Regions from separate parts of the Homo sapiens genome. Here region 2 is linked to region 1. A link is a loop called in an ENCODE intact Hi-C map of the cell type or tissue named here. Cell type or tissue: IMR-90. All regions are shown on one strand. Links, peaks and the distances in the headings refer to the core of each region. The heading gives the core; the rest is flanking DNA.

The links. Hi-C counts contacts between places; a loop is a spot of excess contacts. Peaks named below come from ENCODE experiments on the same cell type or tissue, not always from the same donor. Only the 100,000 strongest peaks of a DNase experiment are listed, where the experiment ranks them.
Region 2: it touches region 1 in a loop (18-fold over the local background); 3 of 110 quality-filtered maps call a loop at or near these places.

Annotation. Positions count from the first base shown.
Region 1 is chr13:60,144,223-60,156,741 of GRCh38, reverse strand. All of the region lies in intron 1 of DIAPH3 (diaphanous related formin 3), which reads left to right. DIAPH3-AS2 (DIAPH3 antisense RNA 2) reads right to left here and starts at 12,044. Exons shown (of 3, transcript NR_046540.1): 1 at 11,879-12,044; 2 at 9,397-9,487; 3 at 3,237-3,346. In IMR-90, for the core only: no CTCF peak of the experiment used is centred there; no DNase peak of the experiment used is centred there.
Region 2 is chr13:59,775,254-59,787,772 of GRCh38, reverse strand. All of the region lies in intron 25 of DIAPH3 (diaphanous related formin 3), which reads left to right. Among named protein-coding and RNA genes, the nearest start is that of DIAPH3-AS1, 230 kb to the left of the region's middle. In IMR-90, for the core only: no CTCF peak of the experiment used is centred there; DNase peaks (open chromatin) are centred at 7,512, 10,282 and 10,642; H3K27ac peaks cover 451 bases.

The DNA of each region.
Region 1 (12,519 bases), core at 2,042-10,041:
AATATGCCACTTTGGACTTCAAATCGAGAGAACCTGGGGAGCCAGAAATGCAAGAAAGGGTCTTCTCTGAAGTTCCCCTATCTACCTAAAGGTTGTATCCTCCAGAAGATATTCAACTTGTGAATCTCTTTCCCAGACATCTCAAGTCAAATAGATGTATACTGAAGGAAGATTGGAGTTGACACCACACCAAGCCCAGATAAACTTTGTCTCAGACTTTCATCTCTTCTTTGGGCCCATTCATCCCCCCTAAAGATTATTTACTCATCCTGTAAATTGCCTTACATACCCCACTTCCCTCTTCCCTATGAAGAGGGTATTTAAGATTTAGCCATCTGGCCCTTGTTTGAGTTTCATACTTTGTATGACTCCACACTTGCCACACTTGCACATAATACCTTTGTATGCCTTTTCTCCTGTTTTCTTTTTTAAAGGACTTTACACAGATGATTAAGGATTTTAAAATGAGATTATTCTGGATTATCACAGTGGCCCCTAAATGCAAACACATGTATTGTTATTTGACCACAGAAGAGGAGAGAGTGTTGTGACTGCAGAGGCAGAGATTGGTAATGCAGCCATCTGAAGCTGGAAGAGTCAAGGAAGGCTACTCCCCTAGAGCTTCTAGAAGGAGAGCAGCCTGCCTTCATTTTGGCACAGTGAAACTGATTTGGGACTTCAGGCCTCCAGAACTGAGAGAATGAATTTCTGTTGTTTTAAGCTGCCAGTTTGTGGTAATGTGTTACACCTGCCATAGGAAATGAAGCTAGGTATAGTTACAAGGAGGACCATCAGATTCATTTAAATCTCTGCCTTCACTTTATTTCAGAGGGTTTGTTTGTAATTTGGGAGGACAGACGATAACCAAATTACAATAGAAAAATAAACCACCACTGGAATAACAACCAAAACCTCCATTCATGTTTTGTCTACTCTGTATTTATAGTTTCTAGGAAGCTGGGAAAAGATGGAGGTGATATCTAAATGCTCTTTTTGATTTTTTGAACTTGTTCCTTCATTGAGTTCTCAGCTTAAGTGATGCTCTCAGTTGTCCTAGGGTTAAACTGTCAAGAATTGAGATACTGTTTTTAGTTGAAAGCTTTAGGCACCTAAATTTTATTCGTGTCAGAATTCTACCTAACACACACCAGGCATTGTAAGCTTCAGAAGGAGGTAAAATCATTTTATTCAGGCTGCTGTTCTAAGAAATTGCTCTGAATTTTCCCAGCCATTCTTTCCTTTCTATCCTTCTTAATAAAACAGAAAAACCCAGAAATTTTTTTAAATAAATGATTTATCAAAAGAAACAATATATATTAAGTGGCTTTTTGGGGGATACATTTAGTTGCTGAAAGTAGATAACATATGGCATTTAATACTCCTGGACCACTCTGGGTCTTTTCTTTGACGGTAAAAAGGGGTGGGGGTAGAGATAGGGATGATTGTCTCAGATTTAGAACAGGGCTTAATTGCTTTTTTCAAAGACTCATGTCTTTAATTATGAAGCAAGCAAACTGACATACATTTATTACATGGTGAAACCTTGCATCTCATCTAGTCTATCTTGTAGCAATTGCTTCTGAACAGATGTTACCTGAAACACCTTTGTGCAGTTGGTGGAATGCTAAAATTTGTCATGCTTTTATTATTGTTGTCTTGAATTAACTCTACTTTATGGCGTAACTTTATTGCTGTGTCCTAGAATCTTTATATATTTATTGCCTTATAAATTGGATTTAAAATTGGCTTTTTATATAGAATGTAAATTAACATGTGTCTAACTTGTTTATGCTGCAGAATAATACAGGAAAAAACTGCTACGTATTACACTAATGTAATTGTCTTTAACTTAGCACATAGTATCCTCTAAACTAGGAATCAAATGAATGCTAAAGAATATGCTTATCCTTACACTCTTGCTTGTTTATCTCAGAAACTAATTTGACTTTTAGATCTATAAAATATAGATTAAGCATAACCTTTTACTTCATGGGATATTAAGGATCAAAGCATGGGCTTTCTTTGAACAGGATCTACAAAGGTAACTTTTCTTTCAGTAGCAGCAGGATGGCATTGAAATACCTTACCATTGGGAGTAATTTTTCTCAAATAGCAAATTGAATAGTCTTTATTAACTTAGGGGAGAATTTAAGAGTTTAAATAAGCTTTGGTCCTGAAACATTCATGTTACTAGTTACTTAGTGAAATCTATTTGGAAATGCTTGCCATAGATTTTATTCTTCAAAAGACCCACTGCTATCTTTTCTTACAGTTTTTTGTAGAAGAAGCGTTATGAGTAACATTTATGAGCAGTGACTTGAACCACTCTCAGGGGTTGAATCCCAGCAATATCACTTATTAGCTGTGTGAACTGAGCAATTACTTAACCGTTCTCTGTGCCTCCCCTTTCTCATGTGTAACATGGGGTTGTCATGAAGATTAAAAGTTATGTTTTGGGCCTAGAATACCTGGCTCATTGTAACCTCTATGGAAATATTTGCCATTTATAGGATTGTTGTTTTTGTTATCATTAGTAGTAACAGTAATAATAGTACAATTTTTGCCTACACTTTAGGGCATTAGGAATACATTGGATATTTGAAAAGCTTTCTAATCTTGGAAAACTTAATTGAACCAGGCTATTTCCTCTTGGTGTGCTGGAGGCAGAGCCATTCTGTTCTTAGTTCTTATCCTGGCATACCAGGTAACATTTGGATTGATGCAGAGTTCTGATCTGATGACTGAATGGTCAGAGCAAGTTTCTGAAGCTTTCTTAGGGGCCTGTTCTTTATGTCTAAAGTGGGGATAATAGGATGATGAAACTTGGGGTACAAATGTAACTTACAAAAAAACGTATAAAGGAAACAACTTCAAACTTAGGAAAAAAAATTCTTGTGATACTCCAATATGGACTTGAATGATAATAAAAATAATGTTACTAATATATGTACAGATATAAAACTAAGTGTAACTCTTTATGCCTATCACTTTTTACAGCTATAAAACTAAAACAGATTTACATCTACAATCCAAAACAAAACTATAAAACCCATAAAATTCAAATTAACAGCAACATTAATTTAATGCGATTGATGATGTTTTGCTGAAATTAAGTCATCATTATTGGATTTAATAGTGGAAAAATATGTGTATATTTTGCTGTTTTTCTTTCTATCAATTTAATTCTTGGGTGGAAATGGAATCCCAGAGGCTGAGGAAGATATGTGTAGACTGAGGAGTTCACAGATAGCCTTACACTGTTAGCAGAGGCCTGTCATCGGACACCATTATCTTTTTCATAGGTGTTGGCTTGAGGATGTAGATGAAGTAGTGAACTGTTATAAACCTGTTTTTAAAAAGAAAATAGCCATATATAAACATTTTTTAGTAAATGTTATAAAACTGTTGAAGCAGCAGAAAAAATAAAAACTCTTATACTTCCAGCTTCTATATTCATTTTTCTCTTGAAATCTAATTTTCCATACCTGTGGGTGCATAGTTTCCAGAATAATGTGATTTTGGAATTATAAATAGCCATTTGGAACTGAACTCTTCCTAAGTGGAAGAGCTTGTGAAAATCTATTGTGTCATGATGTTGCTTGGCCCTCATTGAGAACCATATTGGTAGTAAATACAAAAGTATTTACAAAAGTAAAACCAAAAGTTCCTGAGAGAACATGGTTATAGAGTGGGTCATTCACAATGTCCAGAATATGCTTACTTTAGTTCTAATGTTTAAGATAATCTTGAAAAAACATAAGACTTAAGTAGAATTTGTGGAAGGCCTCTGTAGACCACAGTTTGGGGTACCCAGAGATGACTTGAGTTAAGAAATTAGATGTGTACCTGAACCAGGCAAATGTTTTTCACCTTAGTCCTTTGTTTAGTGATGAGGTAAAAGTGATTAGTAAGTATCAGTAGTGAAGGATGTATACAATGTGTTTCAAAACAGTTTGCTTCTAATAGTTTTTTTGGTTAAATAAGAAACTTGCAATCTTTAAAAAAATATATTTTATCATGTATGTATCATACAAAAGAGGTGTAAAACACTGTATACTCACTAATAAGCTTAAAACATTAAATATCATAAATTCCATTGAAATGTTCATTTTCTCCCTTCTTATCTTTATCTCCTTCTAATCTTTACTCTTCATTTCCTGGGTTTACAGGGCTTTTTTTTTTAATTCAATTTTGATTTTTTTAAATTCAATTTTGATTTTTTTAGGGTTCCAATTTATATATATATATATATATCTTTCCCTAAAAGTAAATCTGTGAATGGAATTAATACTCAGTAGCTTTCTGATCTCTCCATCTTTGAGGATCATGACAGATCTTAAATACTGGAAAGGAAGGGGGAGACTATGAATTAATGTACCAAGTGTGAGGTCATTCTGTGTGCTGAGGGATGTGGGATATATCCAAGTAGCTGTGGTCTAAGTACACACCCTCTTGAATTAAAGAAGACTGAATACCTGTTCAGTCATAGTTCTGTCAAAGGAGTTATGGTGTAGAATTTCTTGAAGCCCTTAGTAAAAGCCCTGAGTAGATTAATTGTGAGATCCATAATGCTGCATTTATTTAGTTAATTTTATTATGAAGTATCTTCCCAAGATACAGAGAGTTTATCCCGTAATTGCTGCATTTTTTTCCGAGGTTGGCTGTTTATTTGGGTGTCATAAAATGAAACTTTGTAACATTCAGTTTTTAAGTAAAAGATTTGCAAATTGGTGACATTAATTATGGACTTTACTATAGAATTAAACTGTTTTTGTTTATTAAAACCTTTGATTGAATTCCTTGCATAATGACAATTACAATTCTTTTTTAATGAAAAAATTGACAGCCTGGGAAATGAACATGAAAAATGGAGTGCATATAATCTGCATTGAGAAATTCAATATGACTATTTCACTTCTTTATAAAAGGTGACGGTCTCCAATTAAAACCATGTTCTAACTCCACTCAGTCTCTTTTGAGGGTATAATTTTGCTCTTATTGTTATGTTATATTGAACCTGCTTTTAGTTACTTTATACATGTGTTTGTAAGCTTTTGGAAGTCACTTTCTGTGTGGTGCCTGGTATAGACTTGTGCTTACAGTAGGAATCTGAATGTTTGGCTAATTGAAAATCAAAACAAAGTACTCTTGTAACTTTATATTGCCTGGTTCATTAACCCATTCATGATGAATTTGTTTAAATGTTATTAATAATTACTCATTTCTTTTTATAAAAGATCCTAGTGGTGGTGGGCAAGGGTATGTAAAGACTACCAGAAACATATGTGGGTTATTGAAGAACTTGGGCCTGGCAATGTGGCTCTGAAGTCCCACCCTTAAACTGTGATAAAAAGACTTGAGAGAGACTCAAACGTGTCTGTATATCCTTGGGCAAATTATCAACCTTTGTGCCTCTGTTTTCCCTTCTATAAAATGGAAGTAATTAGTCTGTTTGCTTATAGATTGTTGTGAGGATTAGTTGAGTTAACACATGTTACGATAGCTTAGGCACAGCACAATTAATATGTGACAACTATTATTAATAGGGGAGACCTCATCACTATAGTGTTAAGTTCTCAGTTATTGACAGTATTTTAACCTCTTCTTCCTGCTTCCTACTTCCTTTATCCTCATAGCTTTTTTTTTTTTTTTTCCTGGGGGACACTGGTATTGTGTCCAGGGACTCAGCCATTCATTGCAGTGGGACACACACCAGAGGTTTGTTTGGTGCCTGGATATATTCCCTTCCTTTCTGTTTCATGTAGACCTACTACAGCCTCTGTACATTGCCTCTCTTTCTCTGTCTGCCTCCTGCTGTCAACATTTGCTCCACACTAAACCCACACTCCACAAAAGTAACCATGGAGCTCCCTTTGAACTGGGATGCCTTCAAACTCCTCACTTCCTCACACCTCACATAAGGTAGAATATCAATAAATAATAGAACCTTTGGCCTCCTTGTTCAGTTGCCTCAGATCTCCAAGCCTGGAGCAACCTGGCAGGCTTCTGTGGCTGAACTGGGTTCCTGCATCCTGGTGGAAACCACTCCCAGCTTTGTGAACTGATGCCCTTAGACACTGGGTATCTGTGTGTCCTCAGTGCTGCTAGATAACAATCATCATCACAATAACCGCATTTGTTCAGCTCATACAACGGGCTGGGCACTATTTTAATCACTTATCCCTCACACAGTACTTTGAAATGGGCACTCTCCCTACTGTTATTTTGCACATGAGGGGGTTGAGACACAGAGAGATTAACTGGGAATAGGGCATGATGGGTCCTGACTTTTCACTAGCTCTTTGGTCATCTCCTTTTCAATTTCTCACAGCATTTATGCTAAACCTATCACTTCTTTATCTCATCTATTGGCCTGATTCTTTTTTGTCCCAAATAGTTTTTTTTAATTGAAAAAGCGGCCAGGCGCGGTGGCTCATGTCTATAATCCCAGCACTTTGTGAGGCCAAAGCAGGTGGATTGCTTGAGTCCAGGAATTCACGACCAGCCTGGGCAACATGGTGAAACCCCGTCTGTACAAAAAAATACAAAAACGTTAGCCTGGCGTGGTGGTGCATTTCTGAAGTCCCAGCTGCTTGGAAGGCTGAGGTGGGAGGATTGCTTGAACCTCGAAAGCTGTGGTTGCAGTGAGCCATGATTGTGTCACTGCACTCCAGTCTGGGAAACAGAGCGGGATCCTGTCTCAAAAAATAAATAAACTGAAAAACAACATCTGTACTTCTTAAAAAGTCCAACAATGTAGGAGTACAAAGGGGAAATTCCCTAAGCCTCCCTTCCATCCTAGACCACCAATTAAGGTCCCCCTCCCCACCACCTGCCATGATGACATTTATTATTTTTTCTTTTTTAACATGAAAGAAAGTATCAGAGAAGTAAAGAAACAAAAGATGGCTACTCCATAGGCAGAGCAGCCCCAAGGGCTGCTGGTTAGCTTATTATTTTCTTTTATATCTTTTTTTTTTTTTTTTTTTGAGACAGTGTCTCACTCTGTCACCCAGGCTGGCGTGCAGTGGTACAATCATGGCTCACTGCAGCCTTCACCTCTTGGGCTCATGTGATCCTCCCACCTCAGCTTCTGGAGTAGCTGGGACTACAGGCACGCTGCACCGCTTGGCTAATTTATTTATTTATATTTTATAGAGACAGGGTCTCATCGTGTTGCCCTGGCTTGTCTTGAACTCTTGGGCTAAAGTAGTTCTTCTACCTCAGCCTCTTAAAGTGCTGGGATTGTAGATGTGAGCCACTGCACCTAGCTCTTTTGTATCCTTCCAATGATATTCTGTGTGTATGTCAAGCACCCACTTTTTTCCCACATGGGAACATACCACAGCATTCGCTTAAGATCTTAGGAATGATTACTCCTGACTCTTAGCATGCCCCTTGATACCTTTTTCAGAGAAAGTTTTCCTAGAGCTTGCTGTAATTGTCTATATCTGCGACCATTCTTCATTGTTTCTCCTCCAATATCCACACAAGGAATATATTTTCCTATTTGAGGTTAATCTCTTTACTGCTGTTTTTGGCCCATCCACATTCTGTCAGGAAGGTTTTGCTTTTTACACGCTCCATCCTGTAATGGTGCTGAAATGTTTACCATTGTGAAAGAAAAAGCAGAAGGAAAACCAAACAACCCCTTTCCTCAACTTTCCCTTGACCCTTTGTCTCTCTGAATACCATGCTCTGCTTCCTTCCTTTTTAGCCACTTTCTGTGAATTACTTGTTTTCATTTATTCGGTAAATTTTTGAATGCCAGTTATACTGAGCATAGCACACGGGTAGATGCAATTTGGTCCTTGATTTCAAGAGGTTTATATTCAGTCTGGTATGGGGAAAGAGAGGTGTGAATCAACACATACTACAGTGTTGCTGGGGAGTTCATGTAGCATAATCTTTAAGAACTCAGGCTGTGGAGTTAACTTGGGCTTTTTTTTGAGTCAGGGTCTTGCTCTGTTGCCCAGGCAGATCAACTGCCAAACCCAGTGCTGATTTTTGTCTTAAGCCTCACCCTATATGACTTCTTCATTGTATTTGTACAAACCTTGCCCCCCTTGAAACCATGGTCTAACATGTTCTTCTCTTCTGATCTTTGGTTATTCCTTTCCCTATCCTTTAAAATGAGTCTTTCCAAGTAATCTCTTTGATTTTCTCTTTTTACTTTATACGTGCTTCTAGTGTGAACTCATCCATTTCTTTAGCTTTTACTACCACTTAGATTAGTGCTTTCTGAAATGATGGAAATGTTGTGTCCTGCCATGTCCAATTTGATAGTCACTAGCTATATGTGGCTTTTGAGCACTTGAATGTGGCTACTGCTACCAAAGAGCTGAATTTTTAATTTGTGTAATTTGAATTAAGTTGTGTTTAAATAGCCATATGTGGCTAATGGCTAGCATATTGGACAGCTCAGATTTAGAAGCTGATGACTTCTTAAAACTCCATCTTTATTTTAGGATGGTCTTTTGAGCTTTTGTCCAAAATATTCAACCTTATTTTACATGGATGGCTTAGAGGTACCTCAAACTCACTGTATCTCAACTCGAATTTATCTGCTTTCTCATAAACTTCTTTCTTTTGTATTCTCTTAGTCAGTGTCAACATTTTATCCTTGGATTTATTTTCAACTTCTTGATCTTTAACTTCCATATGCATTGGTTATCCAGTAACCTTGATTATGCTTCCTGGGTACTTATAGCACTTGCCTCTTCTCTTCTCCTACTGTCCCTGACCTCATCTATCTTACCTTCCATCTCTCTGCTGGGTTATTGCAATAGATTGCAATAGCTTCCTAACTGATTTCCTTGGCTCTCGTTCTTGGGTCTACTCTGTTTTATCCACCATGTTGCTGCTACAATAGTTTTCTTTGGAACCCAAGTGTGATTATGGAACCTGCTTAAAACCCTTCAGTTTCTCTCCTGCATCATCCACAACTTAAAGGCCAAGTAGCATGATCTTGTCCTTTAAATTTTGTCATTGCCCACATTTCTAGATTGGATCCCTCAACTTCCACCTGAAATTCCAGTTCCTATTCATACAATTTACTTGTAGGTCCCTGCATGATTGCAATGTATTTTTACAAGCTAGACCTCCTGTCTAGAAAGCTTTTGCTCTGTGCTGGTTTGGTCCATTCCAGTGTCCTCTGTGCATGCTTGAAGCAAATCTGGACCCTGAGGTGTTCCCTGGTATCTGTAAGCAGATCTTCTGGAATGCTTAGATCAGTGTCAGTTATAGCACTAATCTCACTGTACTGTACCTTACAGATTGAAGTTTCTGTTAGCCTTACTTATCTGATAGAGGGGAAGGGGAGGCCCAAGAGCAAATTTTCCCTATTTGAGTCTCTAGTTCCAAACATGTACCAAGTAGATTGATGAACAAATTTACCTTTTTTTTGTTTTGTCCCAATCTCCTATACTTAAGAACCTTGGCTGCTCAGTCTTCCAAAAATGGCTATATTTTCCAAATGACCTTTTCTCTGTAAATAGGAATTTGCACAAGTTGAAGACACATGCTGAGAATTTTCCTATGGTATTCTTGGCAGCATTTTTTTTCCTAGTTCTTCAGCTGACAGACATTTGCCTACATTCAAGTTTAAAGGGACTACCTATGGGCCTTGGAGGCTTCACCTGTGAGTCAGGTGTTTCTTATAGACTACCTTCCAGTAACGTGATTTAACTCTTATAGATAACATGGACATTTTATTCTGGCAAAGATGATGCAGTTTTATAGCCTATGGAGCTACCCTCAATAAGTTTACGAGTGAAACAACATCAGTGATGACAGAAACAGGCATGTGAGAATTATCTTCACATCCTTGTGAGATCTGCAGTCCTTAGTAATTTTCACTAGATTATTAGGATCAATGGGTGCCTTCCCTTACCTGTGGCTATCAGCTGCTGACTTCCTGCAAACCTTGTTGCCTTTTTTTATTAGTGTGTTTGAATGGTGCGATAATCAACCTAAAACTATTGTACTTTTAAAAGTCCTATACAAATATGCTTAAATCATTGCTGAAGTCTCCTTTGGCATTGTTGGAGGATTTCCAAGGACAGTTAGGCTGCAGTTGCTTGAGCTTGTGGCTGGACTACAGAAATTGGTGTGTTCATAACCAGACTGCAATATAGACTGTAATGTGTTAGGATTTCACTGTATTGCATATGGCACAGTGCAAATTAGGTACAGTATTGGGCCGCTCTGTATCAAATCCCATTCTAGAATTTCTCTCTCCAAATTCCCCACATTGCTTTGGATGACAAGTGCAAAGGAAAGCATTAAGGAGATGAATCTGTGTTTTTCAGTATGTTTAGCTCTGGCAGGCAGTTACTAATGTTATATTGTTTTTTTGAATCACCAAGAAGGGAAAATAAATGACCCAGCTTATTTCTTTTTCCTCTAGAACTTATTGGATTGTAAACTTCTTCAGGGCAGGTACCATATTTTATAGGTCTTTATGACCCAGCCTGCACCTGGTGGCCTGGTAACTTAGATGTGCAGTAACTATATCCTGTTTGGTTAATATTTCTGAAAGAAATGTAAAAGGTAACCTACATCTTATGCGTAGTACTGGAACTGCATGTAAAAACTGGAATTGTGCTCTTCATTTTTCAGATGCTCATTTTATAAATATGTAATCATCTTTTTGATTCCTTTTAAGAGATAAAACAACTTAGAGGGTGTAATAAGTAGTATTAAATTATACAAGAAAACTTAATGGTAATTCAGTTATTTAGAATAAGTTCAAACTTTATCAATAATTTAAGAAATTAAATTTTCTTTAGCTGTTGTATTATAATTCCTGACAAGCATTTTTTAGTGACATGTTGGAATGTGGATAATTTTGGCTTATGTTTCAGTCTGAATTGGGAGTGTATGGTTTATAAGGTTTGTGGTATATACCCCAGCTTTAAAAATCTATAAATGAGAAATAAAAAAGCTTTTCATTTCTATTACACATTTGAGAGCAACTTAAAAAAAAAAAGGAGGAAACACCCTAGCAAACCATGTATTCTTATTAGTGTTAGTCAATTGACAGAAATTGCAACCCCCCTCCATGCCCATTTATCTTTGAGGTTTTGTTTTTTGAGACGGAGTCTCGCTCTGTCACCCAGGCTGGAGTGCAGTGGCACGATCTCAGCTCACTGCAAGCTCCGCCTCTGAGTTCACGTCATTCTCCTGCCTCAGCCTCCCAAGTAGCTGGGACTACAGGTGCCCGCCACCACGCCCAGCTAATTTTTTGTATTTTTTTTAGTAGAGACGGGGTTTCACTGTGTTAGCCAGGATGGTCTCGATCTCCTGACCTTGTGATCCACCCGCCTCAGCCTCCCTGCTGGGATTACAGGCGTGAGCCACTGCGCCTGGTTTTAAGGTGTGGTTTTGTAGTCAGTGTTGTTGTTATCATTTAGTAATCATCCAATTGGAATTATGCTCATCTTTCTTGTTAAGATTTCATTTTTGAATTCTTTGCTCCATAAATAATTCAGAAACTGCTTCAGCAGCTGGCTGTCCCATCATAGTTCTGGGGACTGAGGGAAAGGAAGGAGAGTGAGGCTGGATTTTTGACTCATTCCCAGCCTAGGTACTCACCAACCCTTATAAGTCACTTCTGTGCTGTTCAATTTCCTGTTCTCTAAGATGGGGATAATAGCGAGTTTTTAGGGTTGCTGGGTATACTAGTAATCGCAAAGTGTCCAGTAAGGTGTAGTAGTAGTGATAAGGTGGGCTGTATCATATGGGTACCTAGGGACCCATTTAGCAATCTTGGGTTCTGTCTCAGTTAAAGGCCCATTTGGTCTAAAGGAACAGATCCCTATACAATATCTACTGTAATCCTGAAAGGAGGAATTGTAAAGATACACAAGAGTAGCACCTCTAATCAAGCTGGCCGTCACAAAGGACTGGAACCAGGAACTAAAAGCTGACAGCTTTTCTCAGTCTCTTTCCCTCTCAGGCCATCCAGTGTCTCTTTGCTTCTCACTAGGCATAGCTCCACTGTTGATTCTCTGCATTGTGTGGCTTCCTCTGCTTTGATCTTCACACAGCCAAGCCTAGAACCTCATAATTCCAGATAGACATACATGTCCTTGGTCCGTGCAAGAGTAGAGCCTGATTTTCATATCTGAATTCCAATTCTAGAATTCTGGGAAAATGGAGATTTGATTGGCTCTGCTTGGGTTTATATTCTGCCTTGTGTTTAGCTGCGGCTAGGGCTGGCTTACAAGGAACAGTGAAGACTGGTGGGCCTACCTCTATGGCATAGGCATTCTCAGAGAAGAGACAGTGTGCAGGAGGCAGATACACCCACAGGTGTCTACCTTGTTTACATGTGGGGATCTTTGGAGATTTCTTGATGACAGTCTTGGTGCTGAAAGACTGAGTCTAAAATAGTTTGCCTAGTTTTAGTAGTTTTGTTTCCAGGTTGCACATTAGAGTTACCTGGGGACCTTTAAAATTATCCATGGCAGGCTCCATCTTTGGGTATTGATTCATTTGGGCTGGGATATTACATAG
Region 2 (12,519 bases), core at 4,387-12,386, 370 kb after region 1:
AAATTTGGGGTTGGGGGGGAACACAAAGATTCAGATCATAGAAGATGGGTTCCCTGAATAGCAATTGCCCATTTCTTGGTGTTTCTTACTGAGTTACAAGCATTCTTTATTTTAAGAAAATCAGACCGAGGGAATGCCAATGTTTCAAATATTTTTTCCAGCTTATCCTTTCATTGTTTATGTGTACAGTTTGTTATTATTTGATTTTTTATTATTTTTAATAGAAACAAAGTCTCACTATGTTGTCTAGGCTGGTTTCAAATTCCTAGGCTCAAGTGATTCTCTCTCCTTGGCCTCACAAAGTCCTGAGGGTACAGGCATGAGCCACTGTACCTGTCCTATTTGATTTTTAGATATTTATATTACTTTTGGATTTTCTTAGGAATATCTTCCCATTCCAGAACTACTGAAAATATACTTTTCCATATTCTCTGCTATAGTTTTACACTTTAATCTTTTAATGTTGAAATGTTTGATCCACTTGGAATTTATTTTGGTATAAATAACAAGGTGAGATCCAAATAGGCTAATGCTACCACAGTAGTTATTGAACACATTTTTTTAATCTTCTACTGATTTGAAATGCCACCTTTATCATGAATTGACTTGTCATGTGTATTTGATATGAATCACCAAGTGTAGTACATGTTACACATTATTATTATTGTTATTGAGACAAGGTCTCACTTTGTCACCCAGGCTGCAGTGCAGTGGCTCAGCTACGGGTCACTGCAGCCTCAACTTCCTGGGCTCGAGTGATCCCCCCACGTCACCCCTTGAGTAGCTGGGACTACAGGCATGCACCACCATACTGGCTATTTTTTTTTTAAGAGACAAGGTCTCACTATGTTGCCCAGGCTAGTCTTGAACTCTTGGGTTCAAGTGATCCTCCTGCCTCAGTCTCCCAAGTTGCTGGGATTACAGGCGTAAGCCACAACACCCAGCCTCTGTTGCTCATTATTATCCAAACTTATTTGACCACAGAGCCACCTTCTCTACCCCCTCTCCCTAAACACATACACACAGAGCTTCTTATAGGACTAGTGTTCTGTGGTGCACACTTTAGGAAATGCTGTCTTATGTACTGAAGTTTTTTTTCTTTTTAAATGTGATATATCTCCTTATTTTTGTAATGACAAATTCATCCATTATATGGTTACTCTTACATCTTGTGCCTTAATATGTTTATATTCCAAAAATGATTGTAACTTTTTTATTTGAGTAGACAATTAAGTGAGCAGATAAATAGCTTTTTTATCCGGAATTATTTTCTTACAACAGAACCTAAATCATAAGAAATGTGAAAATTAAGAATTAATAACAATATGATACAATTTGTTATAGTATATTTATATTACCATTTTTCCTGGTTGTGTATATAGTTAAAATTCAATCATAGTTTATTCATGACATCCAAGAATAGGTTTCTTTTTTTAAGCTGGAGAGTTTGTAGAATAATAATCCTTTATTTCATAAATATCATCTCTATAATCCTATTTAGTGTAAGACATGAAATTATTTAGATTCAAATTTGGATACAATGTAATAAATTGTATGCTAATTATGGTTTACACATTCTAATGTAGCTGCAAAATATTTTTCACTTAAACTTTGAAAATGTAGCCTTATTTTTTGTTGTTGGTCATGGGATTTTTTTGAGACAGGGTCTTGCTATGTCACCCAGGCTATAGTGCTGAGGCGTGATCTCAGCTCACTGCAACCTCTGCCTCCTGGGCTCCAGCAAGCCGTATGTTTTATCCAGAGCAACTAAAAGAATGACCTTGTGGTCTGTACTCCTAAGTATAAGATGGATGCTACAGATCCAGGCCTATTCAAGATAGGAAGAAGGAGGTGGTAACATATGATAGCAGTCATAGCTGCCGTAATTCCAGGCCATATTTAAGATAGGAAGAGGAAGAGTGGTTATCAACATATACATCTTTTATGTCTAGAAATACCATACTTTATGTACATATATGCCTTATTAGACAGAAATGCATCACACGGCCACTTCTAGCTTAGCTGCAGGGGAGCCACAGAGAGAAATTTTAGCTTTCCTAGCCTCTGTGGAAGGAAGGAGAAGGTAGAGAATGAATGTGTTGCATTGACTAATCAGCAATATTTGCTATATTAGTGAACAAGAATAGTCATCAAAATATTAAAAATATGAATAGCTAATATTTTTTAAGCCTTACATATGGGGGGCACTGTGCTAAGCTCTTTATACCTTGCTTAATCTTCACAATAGTCTTTGAGGATAAATACTATTATTATCCTCATCTTATAGGTATGAGGAGGCACAAGGAGACAGGGGTGGTCTTTAAGGAGCACACAGCTGATAAGAGTAAGAAGCAAGATTCAAGTCCAGGAGTTTCACTCTTTAACTTTGCTCTTGGGTGCTCTATTTTAAGGAAAAAATAAATAAAACTTCCTTTCTTGTAAAATATTCTAATTTTTTCTCCTAACTTGTAACAGAAATATATTTAATGAAATTTGTACAAATCATGACGAATAAGGGAGAAAAAAACAGAAATATTAACCTATTGGAGTTTTTTCCCCATAAAATTCCACTTCTTGTGGTTGAGCCAGTCACTTAATTACAGTATGAAAGAGAACTGTTCTGATTATCATTTTATCAGTTAAATCCCAATGAAAATCGGCTTTCTAACTCCCTTGACTCAAATAAATTTTCAGTTTCACATCTGGATTAAGACAAGTTCAAAGACTTTGTTTGAAGTTATTCCTGTCTTTTTGCTGTCTGGTTTAAGTAGCATTTTGAGCTTTGTTCTAGCTAGTTAAAGACTGAACTGGGTTACCAAGAGAAGCTGTATAATCTTTTTCCCAAAAATCTCTATAACCAGAATCATAGAGGAATAATTCATGTAATTATGTTAGGGCAACTGTGTGTGTGTGTGTGTGTGCGCGCGTGTGTGGTTTTTCTTCTAGAATTGGGTTAAACTATAAGCCTATGAATTTTGTATATCAACTGCACACTTTCAACCTTTGGGGAAACTGTGCTTTCCTTCCCTAGTCCCATTCCAAATTCCAGATTGTAATCTTCACGTCACTTACTACTACTGAAATATTAGAAAATGTCACTGGGCGTGGTGGCTCACACCTGTAATCCCAACACTTTGGGAGGCCGAAGCAGGCAGATTGCCTGAGCTCAGGAGTTCAAGACCAGCCTGGGCAACGTGGTGAAACCCCATCTCTACTAAAAATACAAAAAATTAGTCAGGCATTGTGGCACATGCCTATAATCCCAGCTACTCTGAAGGCTGAAGCATGAGAATCACTTGAACCTGGGAGGCAGAGGTTGCCATGAGCTGAGATTACACCACTTCACTCCAGCCTGGGTGACAGAGCTGTCTTCAAAAAATAATAATAATATAGGCTGGGCATAGTGGCTCACACCTGTAATCCCAGCACTTTGGGAGGCCAAAGCGGGTGGATCACGAGGTCAGGAGATTGAGACCATCCTAGCTAATATGGTGAAACCCTGTCTCTACTAAAAATACAAAAAATTAGCTGGTGTGGTGGCGTGCACCTGTAGTCCCAGCTACTCAGGAGGTTGAGACAGGAGAATCACTTGAACCTGGGAGGCGGAGTTTGTAGTGAGCCGAGATCGCGCCACTGCACTCCAGCCTGGGCGACAGAGCAAGACTTCGCCTCTAAATAAATAAATAAATAATAGTAATATATAGTTGTTTGACTTTAGGAAAGTATGTCAGGAGACAGTGGAAAGTAAAAGAAGGAGCTATAAAAGCACACACAAAGTAAACACAATGGAAAATGGTCACAGGTTGATAATAGTCATTTCCTCTTAAAAGCACCTTTTCCTATTAGTTTGCCTTGTGCATTACCCTCAGCTCTCTTTTCTTGTCACTACACAATGTCTCCCTAAGAGAGCTCAAGCTCTACCATAATATCAATAAGCAAAATAACAAAGATTCACTGTTAGTAAGCTCTTAATATGAGCCAGGCACCCTACTGAGCATTGTACGTGATTTATCTGTTTTAATCCTCTCAATATTTTGTGAAATAGGTGCTGTTCTTCTTGCCCTTTCAACGTTTAGGGGGAATAAATGAGGGTTTTAGAGACTAAGTAATATGCCCAATAACACTGATTGTTAGTTGGGGAGCCATTGGTTTGAATCTAAATGGATGAATTCAGAACTTGTGTTCTCTACCACTTTACTATGCTTGTACTCTTTTCCATAGTTTCAGGTACGACCTATGCTTCTAAGTTGAATGTATTAGTGTAACCAATTCCTCTTTCCCAAGTTTTAAACCTGTGACTCTATCAGCCCTCTAGAAGCCTTGAATCACTTTGTATTTGTATATCTCATGAACATTTCAACTTAACATATCCAAAATTGAGCTCCTGTCTAGATCCAACTCATTCTATCATCAAACAAAGACGGTTCTGTACTTGGCAAATGATATCAATATATATACAATTGGCTGAGCCAAATGCCTGGAAATCAGCCTTAACTATTTCTTTATAATATTCACAACCACGGATACCAAGATTTCTCTATGTCTCCTCCTTTCTTTTTTCTATTTTCACCACTTCTGTAACTTACTTGGGCCCTGAAATCACATTTTGTCTAGATTTAAATCATTAAACATGCCTCTTGGGTTTGTTTTTTGTTTGTTTGTTTTTTGCCTTTAGTCTTTTCTCTTCTCAAAATATTCTTTCTAAAGTAGAAATTTGACCATGTTACTTCCTAGCTTAAAATGACTTCATGGCTCCTTTAAAGTCTAAACTCCATAGCATGGTATATTCAGCCCTTGGTGAGTTGGCCCCGGCTCTCTCTTCACCTTCACCTCGCAGCGTTACCCCTGTTATCTCTTCCTACTCATATCCACTGCACATTCTTCAAGAATCCCTGCCTTGTACAGCTTTCCTGACAGCTTTAGCTGGGTCTTGTCTCTTTTGACAGCTCTGGCACTCTTAAATCGGTTCTTTAAGTCTCAGATATTCTGAGCCTTCTGTAACTGCTGTTCCTTCTCCCTCTGCCCCATACTACATGCCCACCACCCTGTACCACATTCTGAATATCTCTGTCATAATATTCAACCTGTTGTGTTTTACGATTTTTACCTGTCTTCCTCCCCTTCTCAGAGGTAAGCATCTTTAGGTCAAGAATCAACCTCTTCCTTCAAATTCTCTTCCTCAGCCATCTTCTTTCTCTTTCAATAAAATTTTTAACTATCTTGTATTTATCAATGTCTACAAATTCCTAAATTAAATATAATAGGCTCATAGCATGATAAAATATCTTCTCCCTCACTCCTCTCAACCTCCTCCCACTTCCCAGAGGCAATCACTTTTAATTCTTAGATATTTCTTCTGATATTTATGTGTTCCTTATTTCTAGATAATAGCATAGACTGTTGCATATCAATTTTTTATTTTAGACATTACTGAGTTCCTGATTTAGTTCCCTAATGCCCTCTCACCACTAATCCACCTTGTGTGGATTACCCCTCTTCCTTTACCCCATTGTCTTTCATTATAATTATATCACAGTTGATGGCCAACAGAATGGCCAGTGTTTATAATATTGGCACTATGTAAATATACTTTGTTTTCTTTATTTTTCTTCTTTTAATTTTTAAGTTTTTTTTTCTTTACCCCAAATTTCAGTATTCCTTGTTTCTGTCCTGGTTTTTTCCTGCTGCTATAACAAAAACACCTTAGACTGGGTAATTTATAAACAACAGAAATTTATTTCTTGCAGTTCTGAAGGCTGGGAAATACAAGATCATGATGCCAGCAAATTTTATGCCTGGTGATGGTTCACTGTCTGCTCCATATATGGTGTCTTGCTGCTGTGTCCTCATGTGGTGGAAGGGACTAACAGCTTCCTTGAACCTCTTTTATAAGGCCACTAATCCCATTCATGAGATTTCTGCCCTCCTGACCTAATCACCTCATAAAGACCCTACCTTTTAATACCATTACATTGGAGATCAAGTCTAACATTCAGACTACAGCATTTCCTATGGGACAATCTTGTTGTTTCTAGATTAATAGAGACTTCTCAAAAAGTTTGTTTAGTATTTGTACATACATACCTGTTACTGTATTATCCAAAGTCTTCAATGGATCTGGGAAATAATCAGCAATCATTTTGCAAATGGTCCGACACAATAGATTTGCTACCGGTTCTGTGGCCACTACTCTGTCCCACTGCCCAGTTTCCTCCCATGTGATCCATGTGATCTAAACTGGCTGCTCTGAGACTGGGACATCCTGGGAATTCCTTTTGCCACTTTGCTCTCTTGTCCCTTCTCCTTTTCTGGATGCCATGTTTTCCTCTTTCTTACTATTCTACCCCTCTTGTTTTGGTTTTGCAAAAGCACATCTTGCAGTCTCTTTCTAAGATGGCATGTATAGACACTTGCATGTTTGAAAAATGTCCATTTTCTATCCTTGTCTGATTAGCAACATAATCATTTCTTCACTGGAAATAATTTCGCTTCAGAATTTGGAAACCATTTCTTGCCTATCTTTTGGAATTCAGTGTTGCCACTGAGAAATCCAGTCCTAGTCTTATTTCCTTCCTACATATTTGACCTGTTTTCATTTGTTTACTTGCTTGCAGCATTCTAGAACCTTTTAGGATCTTCTTTGTATGCTTAGTTATTTAAAATTTCAGGTTGTACCGTGGCTGAAGAAAATGGAATAAGGAAAGAGAGTTCCTACTGGATCACTGACTTATCTTTTTTCTCCTGTCCTTTAAACTTAGGTGGTTTCCAAGATGCCACCTCTTCTGATTCAGGCATATACTTTTCCAGAGTGCTGAATGAGTATTTTTTACAATATGGAAATGACTTCCAAAAATATTACCCACATTTTTGTCTGAATTTGAGGCCCGAATTTCCAGCTGTCTTCCAGAAGTTACTGGAGGTCCCTGCTAGCACCTTCCATTAACATGTCCAAAAGGAAACTCATTATATTTTCCAATCTTTGTTCCCCATCAAAATCAATAATATTTAAATTTCATATTTTCTTTTCTCCAGCAATGGGCCGCAGAGATCTCAGACATGTCCTTAGCAGTTCCGCCTTCTTTCGGTTCCTAAGACCTATTGATTCCACTTTAGAAATGTCCTTAACTCTCCCTTCTCCATTTCCTTTGACACAGTGCAATTTTTTAAAATACCATTTACAAATTAAGATGATATGTTTTTCACATATAGGAAATCTTTGACTTTTGCAGTTAGTCTAGTTATTTAAGAGTTTTCACAGCAGGGGAGAAACTATAAATATTTTTAATATAAATTATAGCTGGAGAAATTGAATTCTACTCTAAGAAAAACTGACTAATTTTAACTTCTCTGGTCTATGTTAGAATACTGTAAATATAAATCATCTAAACATCTTATTACACCTCATTTTTTGTTTTTATTCATACTTTTTGCCTTCGTACCTGTTATTCCTTTTGCCAAGAATGCTATTCCCTCTACAGTCCCTAACATGAGTAACTCCTGCTTATTCTTCGAGTCATCATTCACTAGGAAGCTGTACATCTCCAGTAACTCATATATACACTTTTCTGCTTGTGAGAGCAGAAATGCTTTTGTGTTTACCTTTGGGGCCTAGGTATCTTGGTGCCTAGTAACATCCTGGCACACAGTACCATATGCATGGGTCTTAGGTATCTTGGTGCCTAGTAACATCCTGGCACACAGTACCATATGCATGGGTCTTAGGTATCTTTAGTGCCTAGTAACATCCTGGCACACCGTACCATATGCCAGGTGAACATGTGTTGGTTGAATGTTCTAAATGCATTTTTAACATTTGGAAGAACATCTTCTTTATATGTCCCCATCTTACACTTTGGTTTATTTCAAGAGTCTATTTGTACTTCAAGTCAGAGTTTTTCTTAGAAATGATGTTATACCTAATGAAGAGCGTAATAGAATACACTATAAAAGACTTCCCTCGGCCGTGCGCGGTGACTCTCATGCCTGTAATCCCAGCACTTTGGGAAGCCTAGGCTGGCAGATAACCTGAGGTCAGGAGTTCGAGACCAGCCTGGCCAACATGGTGAAACCCTGTCTCTAGTAAAAATGCAAAAATTAGGTGGGCATGGTGGGGCACGCCTGTAATCCCAGCTACTTGGGAGGCTGAGACAGGAGAATCGCTTGGACCCGGGAGGCAGAGGTTGCTGTGAGCTGAGATCATGCCACTGCACTCCAGTCTGGGCGACAGAGCAAGACTCCATCTCAAAAAAAAAAAAAGAAAAAGACTTCCTTCATTTGTAACATATCTAAAACAGTGCTTGAAACATTTAATAATAAGCAGGCATTTCATACATGTCCTGTAATTTACCATGGATTTTATCTGTGAATTTCTTTCCCTATATTTGTATATCACTTAGCAATTTATCAAGTGCTTTCATTTGTATTATCTCATTTGATTCCCTCATTAACCCTAGACAGGTATTGTCTGTATTGCATATGTCAGGAATGATTATGTATATAATAGTCTAGTGTCTCACAGGTAGTTAGTTGAAAGCTCAGACTAGAATGCAAGTTGTTTTACTTCATTATTGTATTCTTCCCATTATGCATGTGAGAGTGAAGGCCAAAAATAGCCATCTGCTCTGGAGGATGAGAGCAGGGGTAGAGGTTCCAGGTGGACAGTGATGGACGAGAGAAAGAATGTTTGTAGAGAATCACAGGCAGTTGCCTTTAGCTAAAGAACAGGTTGGGATGGTTGGAAGTAAGAGATACAATTGGAAATACAATTGAAATCATTGTTGGGGTAGGAATAAGAGTTTGGACTTTATCTGTCAAAATCCATTTGAGCAAAAAAAAGAAAATTAAAAATAAAAATGAAAAAAAGAGTTGGAACTTTATATTGTAAGAACTGAGATATATTGAAACTTTGTGACCGGGGGAACTGAAGATCATTTCTGCTGTAGGACTTACTTATCAGTAATGCATGGGCAGAATTAGGGAGAAACTGGAAGCAATGTGACTAGGCAACTCATGCAGTATTCCAGATAAAAAATAATTCAGTTCTGTAATACCAACATAAAGTGTAGTTAGAAAAGGAACAGCAGATTAGTTCAGGAGATAATGGGGAGTTTCAGTCTATAGTATTTGACAACTAAATAGATGTATGAGACAAGGGAAAAGGAAGAAAGAAAGCTGTGTTGTTTAGAATGGTGGCGGGAATGTATTCCCATCTCTTCCCTGGACCCCTGTCCATCTATGAGCTTTATTCTCATGCATAATCAACCCTTCCAGCTGACCATCTTAGCTAATTTAGTCAACATATATTTAGCTAATTTAGTCAACATATATTTAGCTAATTTAGCCAGCATATATTTATTGAACACTCTCTATATAATAGTCGCATTTTGCCAGGTGTTGAAGATAAATGAAATCTATAATCCCTGCCCTCAGTGGGCTCGTGGTTTAGTGGTAGAAAGAGTCACATAAACAATATAACATTGTAAAGAATTTATTGGTATATGTATTACAGACCACTGGGACACAGAGGGGCACCTAGTTTATGCCACATGGGTCAGGAAAGGATTCTCAGTTCTCCGTTTTGAAGGAAGGGTAAGAGCTAGCTTGGTGAAGAAAGTGAGACAGATGTTCTGTGTAGATATAATAGCATGTTCAAAGGCATGAAGTAATAAACATGAGACTGTGTAAGTTGTTTTGTGAGCCTAAAACTGTCAGCATTTATTGCCTAAGAACAATGAGATTATTCTAGTGAACCATAATACAGTTATCACACTCTGATAACTTAACATTGGTACAATGTAATTATCTGATACCCAGTCCATATTCAAATTTCTCCAGTTATCCCAATAACGTCATATATAACTTCTTTCAATTCAGGGGTTAATCAGGGACTCCTCTATACTTCATTGTCGTTCCTCTTTAGTCTCTTTTAATCTAGAACAGTTCTCTAGCCTTTTCTTCTCTCTTTCTCTATTTCTTCCTCTCTTTATCTTTCATGATATTGATACATTTTTAGATCCTAGGCCAGTTGTGTCACAGAATGTCCCTTACTTTGGACTTCTATGATTGTTGCCTTGCATTCAGATTCAAGTTAAATATTTTTGTGCGAAGTGCTACACAGGTTAAGTTGTGCATCACTTCAGGAGGCAATTGATATCAGCATATTCCACATTGTTGGTAATGTCAAATTTGATTATTTGGATAAGGTGGTATCTACCAGATTTCTCTATATCCTGTTCCTCTACATCCCTTATGCACAATAGTTTTTGCAACCGTTGATGACTCCTGCCTGAATCATTTCTTACTATGTGAATTGTAATGTGGTGAATTTTGTAGTTCCCTCATATCTTTGACATCTATTAGTTGACACTGTTCTTTAAAGAGGAACTCTCCTTCCTACATTTTTATTACTATGTATTTTTTAGTATCACTATGGATGCATGATTCTTTTTTCCTCAGTGTGCAATAATCCCATTCCCATGATTATTTATTTGATACTCAGTTGTCCTAAATTTGGCCAAGGCAATGTTTCAATCTGGCTTCTTTGTCTTTTCAACATATCACTATCTATTTTTGAGCACTTTCTTATTTTCTGGCACAACAATATGTTTCTGACTCATTTCACACTTTCTTGGCCTCAGTTCTAGAATCAGCCATTTCTGTAAGCATTGTCATTCCTTTTAGGGAGTAATGGTATGTAGAAACCAAGATCTGAGGGCGAGAGAGGTCATTAGAAACGAAGATTTTAGGACTAGTAACGGTAGCTAGAAACCAAGATCCAAATGCTCATTGATGCTACTATAGTGTTATAGGAAAAGGGTTTTTTTGTTTGTTTGTTTGTTTGTTTTGTTTTGTTAAGCCTTGAGCTTACATTAATACCTATACATCCAATCCAACCCTTCTTGGTTCTTTTTCTTTTTCTCCAATTCCATATTTCCATTTTCTTTCCCACAGTGAGCACATCGGCACATTTACACATCTGCTCCAGCTTTTATACACACACAATAGTCTGAGAATCACTACATCAATACCACTACCAACAATAAATTTACTAAGAAGAAAGTTCACATTTTCTTTATAGTTTTTTTCCCTTAAACTTTATGCCATTAAAGTATTCAAAAGTTACTTGGATTCTTTTTTCCCCCTCCTTTATAATCTATCAATATGAAAACATGTTTATTTGTTTCTATTTGATTTCAGTACTAGGATTTTTTTTCAATCTCATGACTGCTTGAAAAAGATTTAAAATTGTAATTTTAGATTTTGAAATGTTTTCTTTTTCTTTTACTATCTTAAATATTTGACATTACCTGCAGTTTTTTAAGGAAAAATATAGTTGAATTTGAAAATAAATTTTCAAATAGCTATTTGTCTGAAATATTTAATGTATTTTAGTTAAAATAGCCATCAAATCACTTAGAATTACATTTATTGTAAATTCACAACTTCCAAATATTCTATTTCTCACCCACCTTTTTTGATAACACCTACAAGGTTTAGTACTCTTCTAAAAATATGAAATAGCAGCAGATGGAAAAGGGGCTGATACATATTTATATTTATATATCTGTTTATAAACTGTAAATGAGTATGTTATTTGTATTCTACTGCATTCACTTTTCATCTTATCTCTGTAAAGGGATTGTGTATCAAAAAGGAAAAAATAAAAGTTCGAAGGAAAATAGCTTTCCATTATTTTAAATGTAGCAGTATACCAGCCATACAATTTCATAAAGAATGCCTGCAAGTTACCTTGTCTGGACGGGCAAAAAGTCCTTACGGTTTTCTTGAATTTGGTTTGGGCCAGTAGTTCCTTTGAAGCTTTTTCTCCTGTTCTCTTTGAACAATATTTAACATTGATAACTATAAATACTTATAAGTATTACAGGCATAATCTGTTCTTTGTAGAGATAATTGGCTCTATATCCACGTATTTCCTTAATTATATACAGGATATCAATTTAAAGTAATCTTAATGGAGTGCAGTCCTTTTGATTTCAGAGAGCCTCTTTTGATTTATTTCTCATTATAGAAGATAAACTATACGTTCTGTAAAATTTTGTAGTGATTGTTCTGTGTCACCTCAAGTCAGGGGATGATTATCTTCTGATATGAAAAATCAATTGTTGGAAGCATGGAAATATAATCTGTTATATTTAAAAGTTAGCATGGAAATATAATTTGTCTGCTAAGTTTAGACAGCAGAATCTCAGTAACAACAAAAACACTCTCCCGGGCCGTGTGCAGTGGCTCACGCCTGTAATCCCAACACTTTGGTAGTCTGAGGCGGGCAGATCATGAGGTCAGGAGATGGAGACCGTTCTGGCTAATATGGTGAAAGCCCATCTCTACTAAAAATACAAAAAATTAGCCGGGCGTGGTGGCAGGCGCCTGTAGTCCCAGCTACCCGGGAGGCTGAGGCAGGAGGATGGCGTAAACCTGGAAGGCAGGGCTTGCAGTGAGTAGAGATCTCACCACTGCACTCCAGCCTGGGCGACAGAGCGAGATTCTGTCTCAAAAAAA